Regions from separate parts of the Homo sapiens genome. Here region 1 is linked to region 2. Evidence: chromatin loops called from intact Hi-C (ENCODE). Cell type or tissue: endothelial cell of umbilical vein. All regions are shown on one strand. Links, peaks and the distances in the headings refer to the core of each region. The heading gives the core; the rest is flanking DNA. Region 1 has its middle 160 kb from the start of LINC03147. Region 2 overlaps TMPRSS15 (transmembrane serine protease 15).

Region 1 (10,681 bases), core at 1,834-9,833, 330 kb after region 2:
CATTATCTCAAGTAATGCTATCTAAAATTTCCATTTGGATTTCTAAACCTTAATTATGTTCTACAGAATCTTCTGATTTCCACTATCAACAGTGGGTACCTGTTCCTCTACTAGTCATTGCCATTTGAATAAATGACATTACCATTACCTACTTGTTTGCTCTACAAATGTCAGAAGTTATCTTTGATTCCTTACATCCAATCTCGCCAGGTCCTGTCATTCTAATCTCAAAATATATCTCAATCTGGTCCCCGTAATGTATTTCTGAGACAACAAGGCGGGTGTGTGCCACCATCATCTCTCAGTTGGTCAACTACCATAGTATTTTTCCTACTTTTTGCTACAGTATTGCTGCACTCTGACTTTCTGACAGCCCACTCTTTGCACTGCAGCTTAAATGTACACCAAAGAATTCTCTAGCTTAATATCCATTAACCGCTTCCCATGACTCATAATAAAAATCCCAGCTCTTTCCCATGTCTACGTGGCCTTTTGGAATCTGGCGTTGGCCTGCTTTTCTGATATCCTCTCGGTCTCCTCCACCTTCTCACTTTATCTTACTCACACTGACCCCCTTTTATTTCTTTAAAAAATATCAGGTGTATTAGTGTTCTGAGGATGCCACAACAAATTACCACCAGTTGGGTGGTGGCTTAGTTCATTTGTGCTTCTATAACAAGATACCTAAGATGGAATAATTTATAAAGAACAGAAATTTATTTTTCATAGTTCTGGAGATTGGGAAGTTCAAGATGAAAGCACTGGCAGGTTCAGTGTCTGGTGATGGCCTTCTCTCTGCTTCTCAGATGGCACCTTGTTACTGCATCCGCTGGAGGAGACAAATGCTGTGTCCTCACATGGCAGAAGGGAGGGAAAGGCAAAAAATGGGGGCCTAGCTAGTTCCTTCTAGTCAATTGTAAGATTACTAGTTCATTCATAAGTGCTCTTGACCTAATTACCTCCCAAAGGTCACACCTCTTAATACTGATGCATTGGGGATTCAGTTTCAACATGAACTTTGGAGTGTACACAAATATTAAAACCATAGCAGGTGAATTAAAACATCAAAAATGTATTCTCTCACAGTTTTAGAGGACATAAACTTGAAATAAGGTGTCACAGGGCCATGCTTTCTCCAAAGACTCTAAGGCAAAATTCTTCCTTGCCTCTTCCTAGCTTCTGGGAGTTCCAGGTATTCCTTGGCTTATGGCAACTGAACTCCAATCTGTACCTCTGCCTTCATATGGCCTCCTCCTTTGTGTCTGTCTTGTTCTCTTCTATCTGTTGTAAAGACAGTTTTCACCGGATTTAGGGCTCACCTGGTTAATCAAGGATTATCTCATTTTGAGATCCTTAATTACATCTGCAAATGTAATTTTTTCCAAATAAGCTCACATTCACAAGGTCTGGGGCATGTTTATATCTTTTTGGAGGCCATCATTCAACTCACCACACTCAGGGTATTTTATCTTTAGGCTTTGATAATTCTAGCTCCCTCTGTTTGAAACGTTCTCTTTCTAGAACTTTGACTCATTATTCAGGTCCCAGATCAGATATTATACATTGTTCTTAGTCCTTCCTTGATTACACTATTTAAAATGGCCTTTCCTTGTTACTGTTTTTTCCATCACACTGCTTTTTTCTTATCACCGATTCATCTAAATCTGGGAAGTTTGCCCTTTTTATGTACTTGTTATTGTCTGTCTCCCTCACCCACATGCATCTGCATAACGACATAGACCCTGTCTATCTTACTCACTGCTGAGTCCCAGCACCTCGCACAGTGCCCTGCTGGAAATAGCTGCTCAGTACATATTTATTGAATACATAAATTAAGCCCTTACAACTCTGTGAAGTAGGATGAAATTAGCCATCTGAAGAGTAAACTTGGAGTAAATTTAGGCTAGCTTGCAAATCAAATCAAAATTTAATCAAGAGGACCAGGATACAATCTCAAGAAGGCATGACTGAATTATTATTGATATCATAAAAGAGTATATAATCAACTATATTGTAATCGATCTAAAGGAAAAAAAAGGTATTTCTTTTTCCTTCTACCAAAAGAGAGAAGATTATCTGCTTGAAATTCAGAAAATGGCAGTGTGTCTGGAGAATGATATAGAATGCTCTCTTATGGACCACAATGAGTCAGTACTGACTCCAAAATTTGTAGGTTACAGCGCAAAGTGAAAATTCAATGTTGTTAGTTAAAACAGCAGGAAAATGTGCCAGTAAAAGTGTTAAAAAAATAAAGATTTTTCTTTTTTCTGCAGTCTCAACGATGTGGTGTTTTTTATTCACTATTTAATCTCTTCCTAACTGAAGAAAAATTAATATTTTAAATTATTAGCATGAACTTCACTATTTATATTGTTCAATGTTAGTTTTAAATGTAAATACAAGAGCATTTGTATGTGAAATTATTGAAATCACACAATTCACATTTTGTAGCTCATACATGCATATATATTTCATTCTTACCAGCAAAGGAGAAACACAGCACAAAACTAAATCAACTGTTTTTATTTCACTTCTTGATTACGTGCACATTTTACCAATACTTTCTACCTTCAGTTTACTGAAGAATTCAAAAGGACTGAAAGGAAAAGAAACTATAGGTCTGATATGGTTTGGCTGTGTCCCTACCCAAATCTCATCTTGAATTGTAGCTCCCATAATCCCCATGTGTTGTGGCGGGGAGATAACTGAATCATGGAGATGGTTTCCACATACTGTTCTGTGATAGTGAATAAGTCTCACAAGATCTGATGGTTTAATAAGGGGTTTCCCCTTTTGCTTGGCCCTCGTTCTCTTGTCTGCCACCATCCATGGAAGACATGCCTTTCGCCTTCCGCCAAGATTGTAAGGCCTCTCCAGCCCTGTGGAACTGTGGGTCCATTAAACCTCTTTTTCTTTATAAATTACAGTCTCTGGTATGCCTTTATCAGCAGTGTGAAAATGGACTAATACAAGGTTGCTCTCTTTTTCCTCCCATGTCATCATTTTCAGCCTAGGTGGGTAACTAATACAGGAAAGTAGCATGAGTATGAAAGAATAGAAGTGTTTCTCATAGCATCATGTCATCCTTCTGGAACCTAAGCACGTTCTAGTGAGAATGGAAAGAATGGCCACTTGGGCTGTCAGCTCTGTGCTTACTTAGTACAAGTAACACACTTTGAGTCTCTCTGAACTCCCACACATCCTGGGTCTACTGGAATTCTGTGTTCATGGAACATCTTATTGTGTTCGAGATGCTCAATGAAAATAAGGCAGCAAGAAATGACAGATTCACATACTGCATATATATCCTCTATTCATTCACAGGCATGCTCCTTTGTCCCAACAGACTTCACTTACAAACCACAAGTCCAAAGATAATGTTATTAAAAACATCAGGACAACAACAGCAGAGCATTAAACCAAGAGTGGGTTCCTTCTGTGTGTTGGCCCAGTGCGACTGCACAGGTTGCACACCCTTGAGGCTAGCCCTGCAATGAGTTTTCTGGTATTCTAGGCCAATACACCCCTATAGTAGAGATAGACTCATTTAGCAATCATCTTGCTGACCAGGATCATTAAGAGCATACAACCAATTTCCCTTCTCTGTGTCTATGATTCATTAGCAATCTTGCAGTTATAATTTGTCTTCCTAATGTAGACTTTTCTCCAGAACAGCAAATAATAATTCATTCATTCACTCAGAAGTTAAATTTCTCACTGTAGTTCAATATTGTCATTTTGCATAAAGGTATTTTGAATTAGTTAACAAAAAAAAAATGGCCAGAACATGACCATTCTTAAATACAGCCCCAAAATCAAGTTTTCTGGACATACAAAGGTGAAGACTAAGTAATGACCAAAGCTGACACATTGAAAATTCAACAATTTTGCATATTCGTGTCCCAGCAACTATCCCAGATATGTATCTCTATTATTTCACCTTCTGCGCAAGAGAATTTCTCTCTTAAAATATTTTACCTGAAAGTTTATGCACATCAAGTGATGTGAGAAACATAAAATGAAGCACATTTTGAACAAAATGGTTAACTTATTTCTAAACCACTGGATATATAGAATAAAGGAGAGGTCACTAAGCTATGGTTTAGAGCACCTGAACTGTAGTTCCCAGATCTGCTTCACACTGGCTGGGTGACAAGAGCAAGTTTTATAACTCCTCTGTGCTTTAAGTTCCTTATCTACAAAATGAGAATTTTAGAATAAATATTCCCTAAGGCTTCTTTCTGATTTATAATTCTATAATTCTATTGTACCTGGAAAATGAAAACCAAGCATGTCTCTTATTGCCATAGCTCTGAGGTATGAGGATATATTTTATACAATTTGTGGGCCCCAAAATGGGGCCATCTCAATCAGGCTGTAAGAAGGTTTGCAGAAGGGGGTGGGGAGAAGGGGGTCCATTCATCCAAGACCTGACTAGCAAATGTGTATTTAAATCTGTGCTGTGCTCCTGGAAAACAAATTGTCTCCCCTTCTAAAATATTAAAATTAAAAATTTTTAAACAGAAAATATTCCCAGAGTCTTTTCAGTGGAACATTTACATTTTTTTTCAAATTTTAAGTGGGATATTGAAGAGTATACTTTCTAAAAGCCTACAGGACACCGTTCATCAGCTCATGTGATAAGCTGTTTAATGTTTTAGGCAACAATGAGAAGAAGCAAGATTTTTTCACCTCTCCAAATTCTACCTAAAAATTAAAAAAAATATATTCAGCTTCCCATATCATCCTAAATCTGGACTACAAACGCTTTCTCATATAGTTATTGCTAATCTCTAGTGGATCAATTTGAATTTGGCTCCCTTTAGCACATATAAAAGCCATAAAATTTGCCACTAGAGTAGAATTGATCAAGCCCTTCCTAAGACTCACCTGTAATTTATTAATCAAGTCATTTAACTTGTAATATGAGCCTCTATGTACTCATTTTAAAAGAAAAAGAACTGAACTAGACATCTCAGTTATTTTAAATTGAGCCTATTCCATTCAGTCTACTACAAAATTCTAAGACTTATAGTTCTCAGTTAAATTTTCTATCATTTTGGTTTTACTAATTAATGATTTAATCATATATTGTGCTTAGACTTTTTCGATCACAAAATGCATCTGCATGACGTGAATCCTAAATATTATAAAAATCTGTAACCCAATTTTATATATATTTCAGTAGGTAATAAAATGATGTTTAACAAAACATTGTTTCAAAATAAAATGGCTTTCATTTAAAAAAAAATAGCTATTGTTTGTTGAATGTTTTGCTTTAAGTCATTTTTAATTTTAATGCTCAAAATATATTTTGACATGGGCATAGTTATTTTCATCACACAGTTGAGTAAACAGAAGCTTAGAGAGGTTAAGTAACTTACCCAAGTCCCCAAAGCCAATCACGGTCAGTTAAGACTCCAACACTATCTCTCTTTCTCCATAGGCCATCCTTTTGAGTGTGGATAACGCCACCTTGTGTCTGTCTATGACAGGCCAATAACACCGATAACAAATGAACAAAATGACTTTCATAGGTCCAACCAAATCAATGCCAGGATACAAATTTTCAGCTTACAGAAATCATCATATAATTTTTAGTCTTCAGTAAGGACTGTTTCACTTTTCTAAAAAAGGGAGGAAATAATCACAATAAAAGCAAGCTAAAGAGCATTTAAAACTCAAATCATATGACAAGAGTAAATTGTAAAGCTTAATTCTTTTTTTATTTCCTGACTTAAAATGGATCTAAAGCATGTAACTAGGTTCAGAAGCCAATTTATTACCAATACAATCAAGGGAAGAGGAAAAATGAAGAAATAAAGAGAAATCAGTCATGAAATGTTCTCTAATTAAAGTATATCATCTGATTTTTTTACCACCTGCGAGTAGACAAAAGAAAGCTATATTTGAAGTAAAGAGTTCTGTGGATAACACTCAAGATACACTAAAATAAAATGGTCCCAATTAATAAAATGGTATGAAATTTGATTACCTATAACAGTCTTTTTATGGAAAAAATAATAATGCACTGTAGCTTAGAGCAATAGTGTAAAATACACCTGTAAACCATTAAGAAGCTTTTTGTTACAAAACTGAACTGCTGATGCAGCCCTAGTATCAGCAAATATACCATTTTATTGAAGACACTAAGGCCTACAGCAATTCAACAGAAAATTAATTAGCATCAGCTCACCATAAATCTCAACAGTATTAGCTAAAATGCCAATTTTGTAATCACTTTTCATTAAAGCCAAAAATACTAATTAAAATTGATTTTTGCCTGTACTTTGGTGAGCCACTGCCAGTTAATGGCTTTCAGTTGTAATGCAGACCTTTACTTAAATTAATTTTGTATGTCGTCTCCTTCTCTTTTGTAAAGATAATACAGAGTGAAGGGATAAGAGCTGTGGATGCAGGAAAGGGCAGTTCATATGCAGAAAGAATTGTCCACATGTAGTGGACATAAAGTGTTCTGAGTCTTTTACCAAAGTTTGCATGACCATGCTACTTTGTAATCTGTTTTTGAATATTTTATTTCATGAGCAAAGATAAATAGGGCCTTTAACAAATAAATTATAAGACTCAATTATGATAAGAGGTTTGAATAGTTAAATAACATATTTCTTTTGAAAGAATGTTCTGAGTGAAGTTACATTCTTATTTATGTGATGTGATCCATCTGTGAAAAACTATCCTGTGAACTTAGTCCATGTTTGGAGGCTCAGCAAGACCCAATAAGGATTAAAGTCTCAACATGTGTTAAATGAAAACTAATATCTATATAAATGTCAAATTCCTTTTACTGGAGTTAAGCAGAAAAAATAGCAATCCATAAATCTCTTAAAGGGTAATTTGCAAAGGCTTTAATTGTTATTTTAACTTTTATTTAATTTTTTTAAAAAAGGCATGGTGCCAGAGTTGAGGTTTTGGTAGCATCAAGATGAGTTACATAAGGATTAGGGGTTAGGTTTTTCCAATAAGTAATAGAGGATAGGGAGTAATTTATATTCAGGATCTCTAAGGAGCCCCAAATTAGAACCAGAAGCCATATTGTCAAAGCAAGTTCAAGGCTCTAGAGTTCCTTAGATGTCGAATGAAAAGTTGGCCAATATTTCTAGATTTAGAATATAGAAAACAATATAAAAGTGTTCCCAAATAAGAAATTCAGGTCAAATATTCTAAGATCCATTGAAGAGAGGTAGGAATAGGCAAGGAACACATTTCACACATGATGTCTAAGGTTTTTATCCATGATGTCCAAGATTTCATACAAGATTTAGAGAACAGCATGGGATATGACTCTTTGACCTTAAGGCCTTTACTCCCTACCACAATCCCTACCCCTAACTACTAAAGCTACAAACTTAACACTTTCTATTACATTATCATGAACAATCAAAATAGATTTCTTCTTAAAATATTAGAATAGCAAACTTAATGAATATCTAAGAGTTGATAAATAACAGATATATATCTCTCAGATTTATTTGTAATGTGTTAACACAGAGGAGTTAGTACAGACTTGACATTGAGGCAGCATAAATCCTGACCATTAAGAATCCCTCGATTCAGAATTATCACTAAACTAAATAGCTTCCATCCCAAAATGGGATGGAATGAAAATTTCAGTTTGGACCATCAATTCATAAGAAGAAAGACATCTTGCGATCCCCATGGACTTATCTAGGTAAGTCTTTATCTTCTTTTTATCCAAGCATATTTTGTTTACATATCTGGGATCATATTTTAGATTCTTATTTTTAAGTACCATGGATGAAATATTCAAAAATTCTACATGTAAGATGACATTGAAAAGGGACTTACAATTAATGTTTGCCACTAGATTATTTGTCAGGCATTCCCAATATCTAAAATACCCCAAATCTTACATCAAGTCATTTTACTTGATTTTTAATGATACAGAAACTATCCACTCATATCTCATGGTCATTAAGTTTTCTATGCACCTCTACTCTGAAGTATGTGTTTAGTAATTTTCCAAGTGCAAGTAATTTAGTGATTGTTGGCAAGTATTTTTCCCACTTACTTTAAGTGGTCATCAAATATGGGAAGAGCTTCTATCTAAACTTAGTTTCAATAATAAAGCATAAGAAACACTTGTCACTGTCAATGGAAATACAGTGAAAGCAAAAAAATAAAAATTCAGCAAACTATCTCAGAAACGACTTTAACTATCATGACATAGAGTCCAGCTAAAACTATATTTAACTGGATTCCTGAATTCGTGTCAAATTGTGTAAAAAATCATTCATAATCAATGTCTTTCATAATTACCACTTCTCTTGAATTTATAATTTTTGATGATCATTCAAATGCCTGAGGTTAATTTATTGTCTACTTTTGTTTGATTTACATGTGGAATATATCTTCTGAGCCCTTATACATTGGGAATGTCTTTCTATTGCTCAGAAACGTAAAAGACACCTTGGGGAAATGCACAATTTAGCATTTCAAATTTCTTCCCTCAAAATTCTCCATTTTAATGTCATTTCATTATGACATTTAGTACTAAAGAGAAGTCTGAGGCTAGTCTTTTCTAAAAAAATCATTCTTTTGGAAGCAACTTAGTAAACTTTTCACCAAAAGAGAAAGTACCAGATGTTTTTCTGATTAAAAAAAATTGTAAAGCTGTATTTGTAAGGCAGATGATAATCAAATTGCTTAAAACCAGTTATAAAGAGGAAGTCTTAAAAGCACGGAAAAAAACATTATGTGCAGGGAAACAAAGGTAAGAATGCAAACAGTTTTCTTATCAAAAACAATGCAAGACTTGTAGAATTGATTCTGCATAAATGAGAGGAAAATGTTAAATCTGTATGCTGATTTTTTTTAAAGTTTGTATATTCCCCTCTCTTAACACTGGTTATTGCTGCTAAGTGTTCTAATGTTTATGTCAGATACCCTAAAACCATCAAACATTCTACAAGTTCTTTTCCTCTATATGTATTATTTACCCACTTATTCTTTTTATTGGTCTCTCTTTATTCTCTCTGATCTTGGAGAGCTTCTGCAAGTGATCCTCCATCACTGATTTAATTCTTTGATGGTATCAGCTCTACCCTTCACTACACACTTAACACTTCTCATTACTACTTCTATCATTATGTTACCTTTCCATCTCAACCTCTGTCTTCCTAATGACTTTCTGCTTCTATTTCATAGAGGCCAGAACTTCATAGTGCTATAAAAGATGGTAGGAGTCTAATAATTTTTCCTGTTTCCTGCTATGGATAATTTTAAAAGATTGTTCTTACTCTACCATTTTAGGATCTATCCCATCTTCATTTTAGAAGACTTTTGAGAGTTCCTCCATTTACATTGTCTACTCCTACTAACAAAATAAGAATTTTCCACACCTAAAATTTTTTAAAAGTCAGAATATATACATTTCACTTAGCCCAACTTTCTGTTTACTTGGATGCCAATTAAATCTCCTTCCAAGACATAGGATCGCTTGCTGTATAAGTTTTCTAATTATTAGTATCAGAACTAGCAGGATTTAATTCAATGTAGGTCTGTTGGAGTTAAAATATAATTCTTACTCATCCCCATTGTCTGATATTGTGAAAATATGTTATATATGGAAATCTAAAATCTCCAGAAGGTAATGCTACCAGAATTCTTCATACCTTTATTGGGCATACTAACCTTCTAGATATCAGTCTCCTCAAAATTGTTTTGGTTTTCAGGTGTGGTTTTAGATATTAAAATAGGTACAAAATCTGCATGGATAAAATATTATTGGTTAATGATTGAATATGGCAGGGCAATGCTATTCAAGCTGCCATAAATAGTAAAATCTTTACAATAGAAAGAACTCCACCCAGTTTCCTGGCTAATATTAGAGTTCTAATTATTTTATGGGAATTTTACTGAAGTCACTCATATCTGCCCAAATCAAAAAAAAGTTTAATTTTACAAGGAAAAGAAACAATTATAACATCAAGTAACAGAAAAAAATTAGAAAAGCTTTCCAATACTGCCTTAAATTTTTCTTCATGATAATATATATAATAGAACTGTTTTCAATCAAGATGGAAAGAAGACTGATTTCTGATAAAGAGAAAATAAACAAAAGAAGACCTATCGCTGTCCCACTCTAGTGCCTAGGCAGAGTTTCCAGGCCACAGTGCAGGGAAAGGAAGCTCAGGCAGAACCCAGTGGTCTTCCTGAGTTGAACTGAGTTAGGATTCCAAGGAGGCCAAGGTAGCTAGAGTTCACAGGGCAGAGTGCCAGAGCGTACAGTCCTATACACAAAGCAAGCCCCTGAAATATGCAGAGGATACCTCTTGAGCCTTCAGCAGAGTGTTAATCTTTGCATGTGTGTGAGGAAACTACACAAAGCCAAGGATAAAATGCCAAAAGGATTACAGGTAATATTCCCCAGAACTGACACATAACCAGGAATAGTTTGTGTTCCTACTAGCTAGACTGAAAAAAATCTCAGAATTCACAGGTCATTAGGTAGAGTACTCAGAAAGGTATTGCCTTAGTAATAAAGGATAATTGGCCCTAGACTACAGGCTTCTATGATCTCACCTAACAAAGCTCAAAAGCAAGACTCTAATAGATAAAACAGTTTCCAAGTAACTTAACTGCATCCCAGAATAAAGTTCAAGAATACTTATAGGAATATAAAAATAATCAAGATAAAATG
Region 2 (10,681 bases), core at 1,136-9,135:
GACTCAGTAAAAATACAATTTGACAAAAATTTTAAAACTCACTACCATTGCATAAGAATCACATTCATATTTTTCATACTAGTTTTAATACAGAAAACTTCTGTTTCCTCATGGACCAAGTCAGTTGAAGAATGTTTATGAAATAGTTTGGAGAGAGACAGAGTGCAACTTAAAACAATACCTAATATTCCAACTTAAATTCAAAATACTTCCAACTAGACTCAAGTTTCTAACCCCACAATTTGTTCATCTCATAATCACTATTGCGACTAATGGCCATTAGTAACCCAAATGGCCTTTTCAGTAATTCAACTGCCAATTCCTTAGCATCCCATTCTTCACCTCCACTAATCTTGTTCAGAAGCAAACGTAGTCACTGAAGCTCATCAATTTTACCTGTAAAGTAGTAATTGAGTCCATGTCCCATCTCCTCTGCCATTGTGAGAGTTCTAGCCCTCATCTTTCATGTGGACCATTGAAACTGCTTCTCGAGTGGTCTTATTCAAGTGGTGTTTCACATGGTCCAACAATTGCCTTTATGAAACATGGACTGGTCATATTGCAGATATATGTAAAATCTTCCAATGCCATCACCTATTGAAAAGTATTTCTAACACTTAACAAAGATAAAAAGGTTTCCTAGAATCTGGTACCAAACTGCCTTCCTACTATGCCTTCCATAAACATCCCACCATCTATGTTAGTGAGACTCATCTGTTTCTCATATATTGATGTACTCTTTTTTTTTTTTTTTTTTTTTTTTTGAGACGGAGTCTCGCTCTGTCGCCCAGGCCGGACTGCGGACTGCAGTGGCGCAATCTCGGCTCACTGCAAGCTCCGCTTCCCGGGTTCACGCCATTCTCCTGCCTCAGCCTCCCGAGTAGCTGGGACTACAGGCGCCCGCCACCGCGCCCGGCTAATTTTTTGTATTTTTAGTAGAGACGGGGTTTCACCTTGTTAGCCAGGATGGTCTCGATCTCCTGACCTCATGATCCACCCGCCTCGGCCTCCCAAAGTGCTGGGATTACAGGCGTGAGCCACCGCGCCCGGCCTATTGATGTACTCTTCACACATCACTAAATACATTCCATATCTCTCTCCTCCTGGTGCCTTTCTAGGTGTACATCAAAAACTAATTGAAATATGACCATTTCTGTAAAAATGTCTTTAATTCTTGCCTTAGAAGGAAACTAATTGCTTAAACTTTGATGCCCCCATAGCACTTTTTAAATCTCTCTTTAAAATATAATTTGTACATAAACAATTTCCCCCCACTTAACTTGAAGCTTCATAAAAAGAGAGAGGCTCTGCCTTACTCATTCTTTTATCTCTGTCTCTTAAAATTCCATGACAAAAATGTGTACAAAATAAATACTTGTGGGGTCAATAAATGATTAATCATGAGATCAGTCAAGTCCAAGTGGTATGACTTGCTGGTGTGGTTTTGGGGTCTAATCAAGAGTTCAACAGATACTGAACAGAGATGTGATACATCAGGAAGTGGAGCTCCCATGAGAAGCATTAGGACAGCCAAAGTGATATATGTTCCTAGCTGTATCCCAAATTCATCTTTGAAATGCTGAATACTTGGAATTCTATTAGCTACTTGTAAAATAAGACACAGTTTTAAGTATAGTGCTTTATTTGGTTTATTTATTTATAAAGCATGTATGAGATTCTATGAAATATGTGTTTTCTGGATTAATAACTCAATGGTTAAGGACTTTTGATGAATAGCTCTTAAATATCAACAAATATATGCATTTGAGTTTATTAAATAATATTTTTATTATTATTTATTATTCTCCTACATGGGAGTACTCTATCATTTGAGAATGGCTTTGATCTTTACTCTGTCCTATAATTTTAGATGTTGGGCGTTCCATGAATTTCCCATTGGTTTATATTCATTTTAATTACAGCCAGTTACAAATGTCTAATTTAGTTGTATGTAGACTCAGCAAAAATCTATAAAAGTTTTTAATTAAGAAGTAACTTAGTAGATTCATTGACATGGGCATTTTTATTTTCCAATTAATTTTATAGAGCAGAAGGAGAAATTTCAGATTTTCATATTTTGAAAACCCAGCAGATGGCAATACAGTTCTGGCTTTAAGATTAAGAACAACAACCAAAAAGAAAAAAAAATGCTGATGAGTTAAAGAGTTCCAAAACTTTTCACCATCATTGTTGTTATATTCAGAGGCAGAAGTATTCAAATTTCCACACTGGCCTAAAAATTTTTTTTAAAAGTCTTTATCTTGTAGGCATATAAGAATATGGCTTATTTTCAGAATTGCTCTTAAACTTCCCAAGTTAATTTCTAGAAGTAAAATGTGTTTCTTGGTGCATCTCTAGACTTAAGTTTATGAAAGTGGGGCAAGTGAAGGACAAGTCAGGCTGAGAGGTGCAAGTTTTTCGGATACCCTCCAGAAGATGGCATGAAACCCCGCAGGGGTGTGTTTACAGTGTACCCCCTAAGAATCTCTGACCCAAGGAACAAAGAGATACTGAACAGAAATAGCTATTAGGTTTCTTCATTGTTCAATGTCACAATGCACTGGGAATTTTAAGTGCTTATCTTACTTTAAAATGACTTTGGTTGGTAAATGTACTCTACAGAATGGAAACCTTGACTTAAGCCACTATATTTTCAAATAATAAGCTTATGAGTAAATGAAGTGGCTGCTAGATGTTGCAGATGATGTGATAAGCTTTCCAAAATTGCCCCACATGAAATTTCAAAATTTAAAATGCTCTAATTTTACAAATGATTGATTTGCAAATGAAATAAATATTCCTATGGCAGTTGAAGAACATACTTATAAGTAAGAACCCCAGTGGCAAAAAGGCCTATTAAATATTTAAACATTGTACATATCTCATCAATTGGAAATTAATTTCAGTTATTTTTTAAAGGAAATGTCTCAATAGAGTGCCTGCCTGGTTCAAGTCCTTGTACTGATGCTCTAACGTGTATAAAAGCTGATTTATTTTGTGATGGAGAAGTAAACTGTCCAGATGGTTCTGACGAAGACAATAAAATGTGTGGTAAGTTCTCCCCCCTACTCTCTCCCCTTCTGTTTTATCCTCCCTCACTGTAGACACACACACACACACACACACACACACACACACACACACATTCTAATCTCAAATACCTGAAACTACTGAAGAATGAGCTATTTAAATAGCTATTTTTAAAATATAATACAAAATCTTAAAATAATTTTATTAATATTTTCCTAAACTTTATAAATAATATTAAAGATATTAATTAATTAAACAGAATTCCATTTGATCACTACAGAAAGGAAGATGTGATTAACAATGTCTGTCATAAATGTGGGGATGGGTGTTGCTACATTTTCATCTCTTCTCTATATTAAACTAATCCAAACTATTATTAATTTGACTTCTGTGATAGACATTCTCACTTCTTACTAATGGTTTTCATGTTTTTTCACTATCATATCAGTCTTTTTCTTTCAACATTTTAACAGTACCTAACTCACTGAGCACCATATTAAAATTTTGACTGTTCCTTTTATTTGCCTCTTGTAGTTCTATAAATAGTAGAAATAAGATATGAATAAGAACTTAATGCCTCATAAGTAAAACTTCTGTGTTTCATTTGTATATTTTGGCATTTTTTGAGTGTTAATGACAATAACATTATTTTACCATTATTATTACTATTTGACACTTAAGTAGCAGTTACCATATACCAAGCATGGCTCTAGTTGATTTAAACGTATTTACTCTTTTACTTATTTCTTCATTTCATAGCTGGATTCCACTTAGAAAAGTTTACTAGAAAGCAGCATCTAAGTAGGTAATTTGTTTCTGTGTGTAACACATTTAAGAAGATTTCCACATAGAACTACAGTAGTTCTCCCTTATTAGTGGTTTCCACAGTTTCAACTACCTGCTGTCAACCACAGGACACACAGTAAATGGAAAATTCCAGAAATAAACAATGTATAAGTATAAAATTGCACATCATTCTGAGTATTGTTATAATTGTTCTATTTTATTAGTGATTATTGCTGTTAATCTCCTATGGTAGGTGTGTATGTATAGGAAAAAACATAGTAGATATAGGGGTCAGTACTATCCATGGTTCAGGCATCCACTGGAGGTCTTAGAAAATATCCCCTGTGGATAAGGGGAGACTGCTGACTTTGGATAAGTCTAACTGATATTTTGTTTTATTTAACAGTATTAACTGCACATTTTTTGGTATGGCTTATAATCAGTTTTAAAACTGACTATAAATACAGTTAGTGCCCAAAGTGTGTTAAAGACCATAGTTACTATTTGCTACACTTTTCTATTATTTGTTACACTTTTCTCATCTTGCTTGATAGTAATTAAAGATGAATATTCTAATAACGACCAAAGTTTTAAAAGCTACCTATCCACTTAGTACACATTTTAAAAGCCAGGCATTTGGTCTGTTTCCCGGTACCAACTCAATGAAAGGCAACTCTACTACAGAGATTTCCACTAAGCAATCCCGATGCAAATGTTCTTGGATAAAATTCAGACCTTTAAAGTTTAACTACAGACTTTGAAGTACACTCAGAACATATTGGAAGAAAGTGCAGGCTGCGGAATATTTTTAATCTATTTTATATAACTAAGTTACTCAAAGAAGAAGAAAGCAATGTTCTTGCTTTGCTGTGGCTTTCAGGCATTTTCCAAAATCTTTTCAGGGAGAATATGATGCAAGTGTGCCATCATGAGGTAACAAAGGTGATGCTGATTTCTGTTTCAAAAACAATAGTGTATGTCAACTTAGACACATGGCTTTAAGCCAATATAATGATGATCAATATCCTTAAATAGAGGAAAAGGCATAACTACCAAAATATATGAATCAAATAATTGAAAAATGTACTGTACCTATTATTTTGTTATTATGCTCATGGAGTTCATAATTTTCATGATGAACTAATATCAGTGCATATAAAAATGAACCATAGGAATATCATGTAAGTGTGATAATTTGTCCTAAAATAAGTTTTAATGCTATGAATCATTTTTATGAGCCACTCTAAACTCAGGAGATGAGCCTCAGTATTAGAATGGAAGTAATTATCTTAATTTGCTTTAAAAATATAGTCAAACTGCGTTGTTACTTTTTAGTAACATGAAGATTTTTTGTTAATTGAACCTTAGTAGTGACCAGCCTTTCATGTCACTAACTCTCTCAAGCTTACACACCGTCACTTTCCATTTTCTTGATTTTCTTTTTTTTTTTTTTCGTTTAAGTAAGTATTATATCTATTTTGGTAAATAAATTCGAATTATTTGTGGGATAATATTGTTTAAATCAATCAATGAATCTATTTTTATCCAGAGAGAATTTAAGAGTACAAGTTGCTTTATTCATTTTAAGTTGCTTCATTCATTGATTATGGTGAGCCCACAAGCCTAATGACTTTCAGCACCAGCTCAAACTTCCAGCAGCATTATTTCCACCTGAAAGCCACTGTCCATCAATCTATATTCATGGAAAAATTTATAAAACTAATTTAAGAGAATTTTTCCAATATGAAGTTTACCTTTACTCTCTCTCTCTCTCTTATTGATTTATTTATTTTTTTGCTCCAGCTGTGAGCTCTAATTCTGGTTTGTGTTATTGATAGTCATACTAACATTGTCTTCCTCATGCAACTTCCTCTTTTACTCTTTAGTTATTTAGGTTTGCACACTTACAGCTGACTATAGCTGAAACAAGATTTCTTTAAATTGTTTTCGTCTTCTGATTAGAATTACATCAGCAGGAAAGTTCACTTTTTAGCTGACCTATGAAAAGGAAAGATGCTGATTCACAGCCTTTAAGCCAATGCTTAACTCTTTGGAAGTTGGCAAGTGTTCTCATAGTTTGTATGCCTCACGTGTATATGCATAATACAGCTTGGTGGGTGAGCATAGATCATGTTTGATTTATATATCCTGGAGATTTGAATGCCATGAGCAAAGACACAATTAGTGAATATTCAGCCAGCAGAGGGAGTTCTTCGTGGGTCCTAAGTGCTTACCCTTATGTGTTCCATCCTATTACAGGCAACATTTCTGATAGTGCAATCGAATGGCTGCTATAATTTGACAGGCTCATTTATGTTCTACTTAGATTTTTTTTTCTGATGCTGCACTAGAAAGCACTGCACAGTCTAATAAGTCACAATCCTAAACACCCAGTCATCCTACTCATCCACAACTGGGTCATATATTTTTTCCTGAAAACCTATCCTGCTTCATTCATGGTCATTTGCACTATCAGGTTCTCCAGAAACATCCTGAAATTAAATGAAAAAAATGTATAAGAAAGTGCCTTACACAAGCCTCTGTCTTGAGAAGATAATATTTTGGCATTCTGAGCGTTGCTATTAGAAATACTTCAATACTCCTGTAATTTTATTTTAAATACATTTAGGAATATTCTCTATATTTGCTTGAATGCAGGAATTGACTAGAGCCTCGTTAGAGCAGAATTTGACCTGTGGAGTATCCATTCCCACTAAAACTTAGTAACATGATAGAATACTGGACAGGAAAATTGATCATATTCTTTAGGACAGGCTAAATACTATGATAAACAATCTTAACAATAACAGTTTATTTATCACCTATATCACGGTGCAAGAAAGATGGCAAAGGGTTGTGCTCTAGGCATTCAGGATGCCTGCTCCTTACTTGCCACTCTCTCTGCCCCCAGAGTCCTCTACTGGATCCTTCACAACCAGCTGACTGACAAAGGAAGAATGTTACAGATATGTTCAGAAACCATATTTGGAAATAGACACAGTGACTTTTACAATCGTTCATCGGCCAACTCAGTCACATGACCTTATCTGACTCCAAGGGATTTGGGGAAGTGTAGTTTAGTCATGTGCTCAGGAAAGAACTGAAAGAGGGTTTGTCAAACATAGAACCATCTTTGAAACTAGAGACGTAACATGGCTTTCTGGAAATCATGAATCACATTGTGCAGCGCAAAGCTGTTGATACCTTTCCCAAAAAAATGCGTAGTGAACAGGTGGGAAAAATGACTAAAATTTTATCAGCTTTACAAACAGGTTTTTACAGATGCTTAAAGGGATCTTGTTTTGTTCCCTTTCTCTCTCTGTGTGTGTCTCTTTTGCATCCTCCTATTTGTTCTGGAATATTATTGCAAATGTGATCTGTATTCTAACTTTAAGAACATTGAAAAAGATGGAAATCTTTAAAAAATTTTCTGTTTCTTCTTTTATTTATGCTTTCCCCCCTGCTTTTCAGTTCAAAGAGTGGGTGATGTCATTGCGATAGTGATAGATGTATATATATATTGTGATATTAGGCAATATACCACAGTATGCTCTAGAATAAGGCTGCCTTGCTTTAAATTGTTGCTTGTAAGCTAGGAGGCCTTATGGTTGTTATTTAACCCATATGTGCCTCAGTTTCCCCCATAACATCATAGAGTTGTTATGCAAATTACATTCATACATATATAATAACTTTAGAAAATGACCGGCACATAGTAAACACTCTATAAATGTTGGCAGTTATATTTTAGCACTGATAAGATTGAGCACCCTACCTCATTGCTTCCTAAGTATTGTAACTCAAATATAAACTTTACAATAGCAGTAGACTTTACTACACTGTCTACAATCTTTGAGTCCATGTTATTTCTCGACAAACTGTGATTTAAAAGCTTTATATACCACATAAAATGCAAGCAAATGCCATTTTTGTTTTTATGGTCTTTGAATGTAAGGCATTAATTGCCCTGCTTGTTTGGCATGGTTTACAGTGGAAAAGAGCGTTGAAGGTGAGAAAAGAGATTTGCTTTTACAACTGGAAAATTATTTAGCAAGTCATTAAAAAGTCACATATTTTACTATCTATCTTCAAATCATGACAAATTAGCCTTAATTTTCTTTGTTTGTTGCAGTAATCATTATGCATAAGGCAATTCAGTTAACAAACCACTATTTTTCTTTCTTTCCTGTGATCTGTGCCGGATTGTTCAGAATTTAATCCTTGCTTCTTGACTTGTTATCTTTTCTTTTCTTATTTTCGTTCTTTTTTTCTTCTGGAAATCAGGTTACCAAATCATAAGCTAATGAATTAATTCCTAGGCCATTGTTTTTAAGCAGACTTTGAATAATAAACTTAAGTTACCAAAGTAAATTTTTATGCACCTGAAAATATATATATACCAAAAAAAAGCAAAAACCCAATAAACACATGATATTTTAATCAAGATTTCTATTTGCTATCTAATTTTTAATGTATTTATTTTATATACATAAAATATTTTGTCATAAAATAGCTTGTATTATGTAATTTGATAGAATCACTTTATAATTTTACGATGAGCTTTTTCATAGCTCAGTTTAGAATTAGCTTATTCTAAACACTCAGATTCCAAACACAGCAAATTAATTTTGACATATTACTTTGATTTTTCTAACCTCCATTAATGTTTCTCCGTATGAAGAATTTTTAATCTATGCAGAGAAAAAGACACATTGTAAGGGTCATAATTTTAGAATATTGTGTCAACATAACCAAGTAACTAACTAGAAGGAAAATAATGTAAGAAAGACTAAAAGTTGTGAAAATCAAGGTGGATTTTTGCATATACTATACATAGCAAGTGTATGAAAAAAACAAAAATCTCTAAGTTATGGCTCCTGGTTCATGCCTTCAAGAAGATTTTAATCTAGTTGGAATCTATTCAGATATAAATTAAAGGCAACTAATAATGCATGACATTAAGGAGAGATTCATGAAATAAATCTACTATGAAAACCAAAAGAGGAAAATGAGTAATTATGGAAAGCAAAAGGCTTAATCAGGAGTATTGAATGAAAATATAGAAAACATTGAACTAGTTATCTCCCAAAGGAGCAAGAGTAATGAGCTTTAAAAGATGGACTAACAGATTTGTTGGATGGAATTCTGTATAGGCCACTAGTACTAACATTTTCCTGGCCTTATTCTAATCTTTTTCAAGAAAACATAGCACTTTGTACATATATTTGAAATTCACCTAGCTCCAATTTAATTATAAAAATAAGACAAAAAATGACTGGTTATTTGTCTGAACTGGCAGTTTTCAATTCAGATATATTTATTTCCTTGCAAATATGGAAGAATACACTTAAAGTGCAGCTTAGGGAAGGGTGTTTAGAAAGACAATGCTTTTGGGCATGGCGCAGTGGCTCACGCCTGTAATCCCAGCATTTTGGGAGTCCTAGGAGTGCAGATCACCTATGGTCAGGAGATCGAGACCAGCCTGGCCAACATGGTGAAACCCCGTCTCTACTAAAAATACAAAAATTATCCGGGCGTGGTGACCGCCGCCTGTAATCCCAGCTACTCCGGAGGCTGAGGCAGGAGAATCACTTGAACACAGGAGGCAGTGAGCCGAGATCGCGCCGTTGCATTCCAGCACACGCAACAAGAGCGAAACTCTGTCTCAAAAAAAAAAAAAAAAAGGAAAAAAGAGAAAGAAGAGAAAGAAAGAGAGAGAGAGAAGGTAGGAAGGAAGGAAGGAAGGAAGGAAGGAAGGAAGGAAGGAAGGAAGGAAGGGAGGAAAAAGAGAGAGAAAGAGAAAGAAAGAGAGAAAAGGAAGGAAAGAAGGAAGGAAGGAAGGAAAAAGAGAGAAAGAGAGAGAAAGAAAGAGAGAAAAGGAAGGAAAGAAGGAAGGGAGGGAGGGAGGGAAGGAAGGAAGGAAGCAAGGGAAAAGGAAGGAGAAAGAAAGAGAGAAAGAGAGAGAGAGAAAGAAAGAATTTTTCCAAAATATTTCACGATAGGATGTGTATGAGTATTTGAACATGGCTAATAGGTTTCAAACATGAAATCTTACTATCATTTCAGTTTCATAAAATAACCTTGTACAGGTTTTGCCATGAATATTCTGTGAAATGTTTTGCAGCCAATTTGAATCCCAAGATTGTTTTTGTCTAACATTAATTGGCATCGTTTTGCAGCCACAGTTTGTGATGGAAGATTTTTGTTAACTGGATCATCTGGGTCTTTCCAGGCTACTCATTATCCAAAACCTTCTGAAACAAGTGTTGTCTGCCAGTGGATCATACGGTAATACAAGATCTTATATTTTCTGTTCTTAAGTCATAAAGCGTTTTTCTGATGCAACGTCTTATTGCTTTCAGTAGTTTTTTAAAGAATCATTGTTTTCATTAACTATGAAGCAAAAACCTCCCAACTGAAAAACTGTACAAAAAACTATACTATCATTTTTAACCTTTTAAAAAGCTATTCTGTGCTATGAACAATACTGTCTAATAAGTGGGGTCATCTCATTGGGTTCTGAAGCAAGTTTATTTTTCTGTGGTGGACATTATTCATGTGCGGCCAGGCAAACAACATACATGTATGTCTGTGTATCGTGAGAAGTAGAATTTCGCATCTTCTGCATTTGTCTATAAAATATTTTCTTTCTCATTTTGCTGCTTACCATGTGGAAATCTCTAAAGGTGTGATTCAGTTACAGCAGATTAAGAGCAGGGAACAGCCTCTATACATGTCTTTCTTACTATATCTTGAAAGACATTTGGATCAGTCAATATGTATTTCACCTCCACATTCTTAATTCAATTAACCAACCCAATCATGAAGATAATCAAAATAATTAGGCTGCTGATAGCTGATCTAC

Evidence for each region. A loop is a pair of places that touch in the nucleus more often than their neighbours do. Peaks named below come from ENCODE experiments on the same cell type or tissue, not always from the same donor. Only the 100,000 strongest peaks of a DNase experiment are listed, where the experiment ranks them.
Region 1: it touches region 2 in a loop (23-fold over the local background); 5 of 110 quality-filtered maps call a loop at or near these places.

Annotation. Positions count from the first base shown.
Region 1 is chr21:18,036,007-18,046,687 of GRCh38, reverse strand. It overlaps a transcript of CHODL not described here. Among named protein-coding and RNA genes, the nearest start is that of LINC03147, 160 kb to the right of the region's middle. In endothelial cell of umbilical vein, for the core only: a CTCF peak has its summit at 5,486 (motif pointing left); a DNase peak (open chromatin) is centred at 5,467.
Region 2 is chr21:18,364,563-18,375,243 of GRCh38, reverse strand. It overlaps TMPRSS15 (transmembrane serine protease 15), which reads left to right. Exons shown (of 25, transcript NM_002772.3): 6 at 2,920-3,051; 7 at 9,996-10,104. Among named protein-coding and RNA genes, the nearest start is that of TMPRSS15, 34 kb to the left of the region's middle. In endothelial cell of umbilical vein, for the core only: no CTCF peak of the experiment used is centred there; no DNase peak of the experiment used is centred there.